Linked DNA regions of Homo sapiens: regions 2 and 3 are each linked to region 1. A link is an interaction called in ENCODE POLR2A ChIA-PET data of the cell type or tissue named here. Cell type or tissue: OCI-LY7. All regions are shown on one strand.

Region 1 (2,500 bases):
CAGACACCGAACCTGCTGGCATCTAGATTTTGAACATTCAACCTCCAAAACTGTGAAAATACATTTCTGTTCTTTATAAATTACCCAGTCTCAGGTATGTTGTTCTAGCAGCACAAACAGACTAAGACACAGCTGCTGCCATTGAGGGAATCCGCGCAACAGTTGGTTCTTTCCCTTCTTATCTCTGTGCCTCAAATGTCCCTGCCATCCAGCAACAAGCAGTTCCAGCACAGCCTGCCAGTGTTCTGGTTATCAGTCCTTCTCTGACCTGTTGCACAAAAGGATGTTAACCAAATCCAGACCTACATTAGGCGCATGGTACCAACTCTTGTCTATAGCCAAGGACTATTACCTGCCTTAATGGGGGTTCAACTGGTGGTGATTTGTGTAGAGAACACTTGATCAGTTATCCTCTTACATTCATTTATTTATTTATTTATTTATTTATTTATTTATTTATTTATTTATTTATTTTGAGACGGAGTCTCACTCTGTCTCCCAGGCTGGAGTGCAGTGGCACGATCTTGGCTCACTGCAATCTCTGCCCCCTGGATTCAAGCAATTCTCCTGCCTCAGCCTCCCAAGTAGCTGAGACTACAGGCTCGTGCCACCACACCCAGCTAATTTTTGTATTTTTGGTAGAGACAGGGTTTCACTATGTTGGCCAGGATGGTCTCGATCTCTTGACCTCATGATCCACCCGCCTCGGCCTACCAAAGTGCTGAGATTAGAGGCATGAGTCACCACGCCCAGCCTCCTCTTATGTTTCTTATATGCACTTAATACCCAAAGGAATATTGGGTGTTACGCCCCATACACCATGGGGCTCTCTGATTCCCAGCTGTTGTTGGCCCCATAGTCTTTCTCCTGGACTTTTCCATTCCCAGGTAGCATCATTACAATATATTTAAAGGGTTGGGCGGGGGAGTCCCATGGTTATTAGTTCATGAAGTGAAAGAGGGGAGAAGGGCAAGGTTAAAGTTGCAAAAAGAATGTGAAAGGCAGAAAATTGGATGAGATCAAGGAAGCAAACCTGTGACTATCAAGTCAGGTGACATTTTTCTGCTTCTGTTCAAGTTGTCTTCAAGGCCACTCTGAAAGAGGAACTTTGAAAATAATTTGAGTAATAATAGCATCATGTGACTAAAACTCACATGTATTTTGGTTATACATTCTAATGTGTTTGTTTAAAAAGGTTTGTTATTGTTGGTCATAATTTATGCAGTCTTTCAAACAGTGCTCTGTTAAAATGAGGTTCTTCTAGCTGAACTAGAAAGGTAATTTTTTTAAAAATGTGGACCCAGGATTCAACTTTGTGCTAAGTATGTTTAAACTTTCCAGTCCAAAAGAAGAATGAAGCTTTTTGACATTGTGAATCAACAATGTGGTTAAAGGTCATAGGTTTAAAAAATCCGACACAGTTTAGGTTTGACTCATGCATTCAAGAGGCAAATCTTTTTGACCCCAAGGTGAAGGTGAAACTGCCTTTGCTGATAGGGCAGCTCCAGAAAGCAAAATCACTTTTGTTTTGAAGGCAGCTGTTTTCCTAGATGCTATCCTTTCATTTCAACCAAACAGATTCATTATGCACTGAGCAACGAATAAAATAAAAGCACGGGTACCATTTCCGATCGAGGAAATTGTCCAGGACAATTGTCCTGGACACTCCTGATTACCTCCTATCCCTTCTTTCACTTTCCATCCATCTCAAGGGCCAACCCAGCAGGTTATTTCACCTTATCCCAGGCTCCATGTGAAGTGTACTGAACACAGAATTGGACTTCTTCAGTCTTGATCCTTGGTGCTAATTCACCCCCAGCATGATGGACACACATCCCCAGCCTTCTTGGTCTGGCTGTTTCAGAGAGCACCTCTCAGCCCCTCCACAAGACTAGACTGTGCCTCTCTAGAAAACAACCAGTAACTCTCATCGTCTATAACTCCCGGGCTGGCCACAAGGCCTTATGCAACAGGTGAGGTAGCCGGGAGTCTTCTCCAAAAACACTGAAGTTCTAATTTGCTCTTTTTCCTTCTGAAGATGTCTCCTTAAAGAAGCCCTTCTGAATGCCATGGTGTGTTGGAGATGTGCCTTTGTATCATGAGTTTCACAGCAAAATCTAGCACAGGCTTATTTTACATCTCCTAAGCCCCCAGTGGATATGAGTCATCCCAAGTATATCAGAGTCTCCTAATCCCGCTCACCCAGAGCCCTACCCAGCTTCAGGCTGGAAACCAGCGCCTCCCAGTCCCCATCTGGATGGTGTCAACAACTCTTTCCTTTCATGAAAACCACATGTGAACATAGGTTTTGGGGTTTTTTTCTATTGGTTTTGGAAGAAAAGAAACACATGCAGGGTAGGGGCACCGTCATGTTGTCAGAGTGATGACTCGGCTTCTGGCAAACACTTGGTCTCATGGGAGGCAGAGAAGAGAAGCTCTGGTAAAAATTAGCTTGGAGATGTTCCTTTCTGTAAACACAACCTGAAAAGATGTAAATCGC
Region 2 (2,500 bases), 470 kb after region 1:
AGTGGTCATTAAATCTCTCTTGAGTCCACATTTTCTCATTTATAAAACCGTAATATTACTTGCCTTTTAAAAAATCGAATGACAAAGTTTATATAAAAAACTTAAAGCTTACCCTATTCCTCACCTCTGGTTTTTAATGGTTTACTCTGATGAAATAGTTTCAAGTTTACAAAAAAGTTGCAACAATGACACAGAGAGCTACCCTTTTGCAGATTTACCAATTAAAAAAAAAATGCTACATTGCTTGCTTACTCTCTCTGCCACTCACTCTCCCCATGCATATTCAGGCACATATACGTATTCATGTTATTATGTCTTCTGAACCATTGGAGACTCAGTTGTACACATCATGTTCTTTTACAATGAAAATCTTAATGTGTAATTTTTAAGAACAAAGATATTCTCTTACGCAACTACAGTGTTGATGTATTCAGGAAATTAATCTAATTTTATCCTTTGTTCCAATAAAGTGTTTTTTTTCCCAAGCATTTTTTTCCTCAAGTACAGTTTCCAGTCCAAGATAATATATTTAATTTAGTTGCCATGTCTCTTTAATCTTCTTTAATCTGGGATAGTTCCTTAGCCTTTTTTGTCTTTCATGAATTTGACATATCTAAGGATTGCAAAGCCTATTATTTTATTTTATGTTAATCAGTTTTTGGGTTTGCTGGTGTTTCCTCATGTTTAGATTCAGGTTATGTATCCTTGGCTGGGATACTACCATAGGTGATGCATGCTTCTTGAACTATTACATTTGGAGGCATAGGTTGTCCATCTTCATGATGTTAATTTTCCTAGTCACAGGGTTGTCCAGTTTCTCTGTGGTGTCATTTCTGTTTTTTTTTTTTTTTTTTTCAAATTATCTGTGGGGAGACACTGAGACCATGCAGATGTCTTGCTCTTTTTTAAATGGACCACTTCTACATTTAACAACCATTGATCAATCTCCTGAACCTGTCTTTTCCACAATGGCTGCAAAATGGTAATGTTTCAGCTGCAACTCCCTCTGCTGTTCTGCTCTTTGGCTTCTTGGCCTAGAGCTCTGTGTTCACTGATCCTTCACTAACCATCTCAATGATGCCTAGGTACTTCCTAGTCATAGTATTATCGGCAATTTTTGTTTTCTGAATTTAATCTTATTTATCAATATTATTTATCTTCTCCTCTCTTCAAACAGAAGCAGAATTAGATGGCTTTATGAAAGTAGATCCTATACCTAATTTATTGGCTAAAAAGGCCTGTGTATTAGATTATTGGCTTCAAGATTTTCAATTTCTTTATTTAAAATGTAAAGAACTTATTTTTGTACTCTTATTTTTTATTTTTTGAGACATGTCTTACTCTGTTGCCTAGGCTGGAGTGCAGTGGTGTGATCATGGCTCACTGCAGCCTCAACCATCTGGGCTCAAGTGATCCTTCCCACCTCAGGCTTCCGAGTAGCTGGGACTACAGGTGCATGCTACCATGCCCAGCTAATTTTTGTATTTATTGTAGAGATGGGGTCTTGCCATGTTGCCCAGGCTAGTCTTGAACTCCTAGGCTCAAGCAATCCGCCTGCCTCATCCTCCCAAGGTGCTGGAATTGGAGGCGTGTACCACTGTGCTTGGCCCCTTCCTTCTTTTTAAAATATTCTCAACTTTTATTTTCTGTTTTTTTCTAAGTTGTTTTTCTTCATTTAAAAAAAAACTTCTTTTAACCAATTTGGGTATGTGTGCCTATAATTAAAAATAATTTTAATAATTCTGTTACTGGATTAAACATTTAATTAGGAATTAATTTCTAGAAACAGACAAGACTAATTAATTTTTCTTAATTACAATAGTAAAGCTACTAAATTTGTAAATCTCTTTTCCTTTGAGAGCATCTTGGTGTATTAGAAGGAAGACTGAGGCTGGGAATGGTGGCCCCTGCCTGTAATCTTAGCATTTTGGGAGGCCCAGGCAGGAGGATTGCTTGAACCCAGGAGTTCCAGACCAGCCTGGGCAACATAGTGAGACCTTGTCTCTATAAATGAAAATGGGAAGAAAAAACAAAAAACACTGGGCCCAGAGTTAGAAGACCTGGATTTAAGTTGATGTTTTCCATTTGTAGTAGTGCTTCCTTGTTCAAGTTGCTGATCTCTTCAAACCTCAGTTTCCTCATTTCTAGACGGGATGTGATAATACTTGCCTCTTTTGTGAGGATCTCATGAGATGGTGTACTTCAAAGTGATTTCTAAACTAGGATATTAACTAACGCTATTTGGGAAAGTTGGTGAAGACTTCACTGAGGTAGTGACACTTTAGATCTTAAAGCCTGAGGTTTTTGCCAGGGGGAGGAAAGATGGATTCTTTAGGCAGAGTATGTAGAAACCAGAAGATTTGCAAAAGAAAAAGCATGTTCAAATGAGATGGATATTTAGACATCACAATTATGAATAGTAGGTAGTAAAGTATGGGAATGGATGAAATCACCCAGGGAAGACTTTTCTTGTTAGACGAGAAGGCAGTTTGGACAAAAC
Region 3 (2,500 bases), 1.5 Mb before region 1:
GAGTTTAAGACCAGCCTGGGGAGTATAGCAAACAAAAAATAAAATAAAAAAACTAGCAGGGCATGGTGGCATGTGCCTGTAGTCCTAAGTACTTGCGAGGCTGAGGCAGGAGGATCATTTGAGGCAAGGAGTTCAAGGCTCCAAAGAGCTATGGTTGGACCACTGCGCTCCAGTGTGGGCAACAGAATGAGACCCTTTCTTAAACAAAAAAAAAATTCTTAATAGTTGAAAGAGAAAGGCAATGATGAAAGATTTGGATTGTGATTCAAATTTTATACATACTACAAGTGCCAAACTCAGTTTTCACTCTGTTTTATGCTGAGTGTCTATACATTTTTTCTTTCCTTCCTTCCTTCCTCCTCTCCCCCTCCCTCCCTCCCTCCTTTCCCTCCCTCCCTCCCTCCCTCCTTTCCTTCCCTCCCTCCTTTCCCTCCCTCCCTCCCTCCCTCACTCACTCTGCTGCCCAGGCTGGAGTGTAGTGCCGAAATCATAGCTCACTGTAGCCTTCTTGACCTCACAGGCTCTGGTGATCCTCCCATCTCAGTCTCCTGGGCAGCTGAGACTACAGGTGCATGCTACCATGCCTGGCTAATTTTTTTTTTTTTTCATATTATTTGTAGAGATGGGGTTTTGCCATGTTGCCCAGGCTGGTCTCGAATTCTTGGGCTCAAGTGATCCACCCACCTTGGCCTCTCAAAGTGCTGGGATTACAGATGTGAGCCACCATGCAGGCCAAGTGTCTGTACTTTTAACCAAAGTCCAGAATAATTGCTAGAAACTTTTAAACCTTCTTACCTTGTGTAAACACAGGTTTTTTCTTTTTTGTAAGTCAGGGTCTCACTCTGTCGTCCAGGTTGGAGTGCAGTGGCACTATCTTGGCTCACTGCAACCTCTGCTTTCCGGGTTCAAGCGATTCTCATGCCTCAGCCTCCTGAGTAGCTGGGACCGCAGGTGTTCGCCCCCACCCTGGCTAGTTTTTGAATTTTTAACTTTCAAATGATTGACTGCAAAAATCAGGTAGTCAATTTAAAAATAAACATCTACACATGCGATTCTTTTTTTTTTTTTGTATTTTTAGTAGAGACGGGGTTTCACCATGTTGTCCAGGCTGGTCTCAAACTCCTGGCTTCAAGTGATCCACCCGCCTGGGTCTCCCAAAGAGCTAGGATTAGAGGTGTGAGCCGCTGCTCCCGGCTGTAAACACAGTTTTATTATGAGGTGTGCTGTGACTCTCTAGAGACAGCTCTGCTCTAGAGACGGCACCATAGCAGCACAGGAAAGAGTTTAGGGCCTGGCTGACTGAGTTCCTATCTCGACCTTAGGAGAGACCTCAGTTTTCTCATTTGTGAAAAAAATGGAATTCGTTTTTCCTTTTTCTCTCTTTTCTTCCTTTATGTTTTCTCTACTTATTTTGTCTTTTCCTCATTTTTCAGTCAGTATAGCTTATAAAATTTTTTCTGATTATAAAAGTAGGGCATAGGCCAGGCGCAGTGGCTCATGCCTGTAATCCCAGCACTTTGGGAGGCTGAGGTGGGTGGATCACCTTAGGTCAGGAGTTCAAGACCAGCCTGGCCAACATGGTGAAACCTTGTCCCTACAAAAAATACAAAAATTAGCCGGGCGTGGTGGGGGGCACCTATAATCCCAGCTACTCAGGATGCTGAGACAGGAGAATTGTTTGAACCCGGGAGGTGGAGGTTGCAGTGAACTGAGATCATGCCACTGCACTCCAGCTCTGGGCAACAGAGCCAGACTCCATCTCAAAAAAAGTAGGGCATATTATGCCAAAAATTTAAATTATAATCCTCTTACTTGTGAAAAATGGCAATATGAGTATTTACTTCATGGGATTATTGTGAGGATGAAGTAAATCCATGCTAAGAACTGAGGACCCTACCTGGCACCTAGAAAATGCACAATGCAATTTCCTATTATTTAAAAAAATTATTATTAGTATCACTGCCACAAATTACAAGAAGAATGAAGAATGGCTTTCGGAACGGTGGTGGGATGCCCAAGGCTGTGCTGTGTTCTCGCAGAAAGCATTGGGAATGGCACATCTCAAGGTCAGGACTAGCCCTCACAAGGGGCAGCATCCAGTGGGCTCTTCTGACTGCTGTAGGTGCATGCACCTGTTTTAGGGTCTCTCTTGATTTTATGTTTCTATAGGGGAGTAGGTGGAGGAGGGGTCAAAACAGTATATTCCAGATATCCTGAGATCTGGTGAAGGAAAACTGGTTTTGGAATCCTGTTGGGCTCTGGAATCAGAGATCAGGATTTTGGTTTATCCCAAAGTGGCTTCTGGAAAGTCGGTTAACCTCTGAGACTCAGATTTCCTCATCTGTCAAATGGAGATTGTGATACTTCTATCAAAGGGTTATTTTTGGCCGGATGCAGTGGCTCATGCCTGTAACATGGCAAAACCCCGTCTCTACTAAAAAATACAAAAAATTAGCCAGGCATCATAGTGTGCACCTGTACTCCAGCTACTTGGGAGTCT

What was found. Peaks named below come from ENCODE experiments on the same cell type or tissue, not always from the same donor. Only the 100,000 strongest peaks of a DNase experiment are listed, where the experiment ranks them.
Region 2: POLR2A ChIA-PET joins it to region 1 with 6 read pairs; 2 of 35 experiments call an interaction of 5 or more read pairs at or near these places.
Region 3: POLR2A ChIA-PET joins it to region 1 with 5 read pairs; 1 of 35 experiments calls an interaction of 5 or more read pairs at or near these places.

What each region holds. Positions count from the first base shown.
Region 1 is chr5:78,757,247-78,759,746 of GRCh38, reverse strand. The region is part of intron 3 of LOC124900191 (a long non-coding RNA gene); the gene reads left to right. Among named protein-coding and RNA genes, the nearest start is that of LHFPL2, 110 kb to the right of the region's middle. RefSeq lists an enhancer at 2,020-2,069. In OCI-LY7, no CTCF peak of the experiment used is centred here; a DNase peak (open chromatin) is centred at 1,076; H3K4me3 peaks cover 755 bases; H3K27ac peaks cover 1,474 bases.
Region 2 is chr5:78,289,776-78,292,275 of GRCh38, reverse strand. The region is part of intron 1 of AP3B1 (adaptor related protein complex 3 subunit beta 1); the gene reads left to right. Among named protein-coding and RNA genes, the nearest start is that of AP3B1, 3.7 kb to the left of the region's middle. In OCI-LY7, CTCF peaks have their summits at 822 and 1,068; no DNase peak of the experiment used is centred here.
Region 3 is chr5:80,226,175-80,228,674 of GRCh38, reverse strand. The region is part of intron 1 of SERINC5 (serine incorporator 5); the gene reads left to right. Among named protein-coding and RNA genes, the nearest start is that of SERINC5, 29 kb to the left of the region's middle. In OCI-LY7, no CTCF peak of the experiment used is centred here; a DNase peak (open chromatin) is centred at 1,244; H3K4me3 peaks cover 416 bases; H3K27ac peaks cover 748 bases.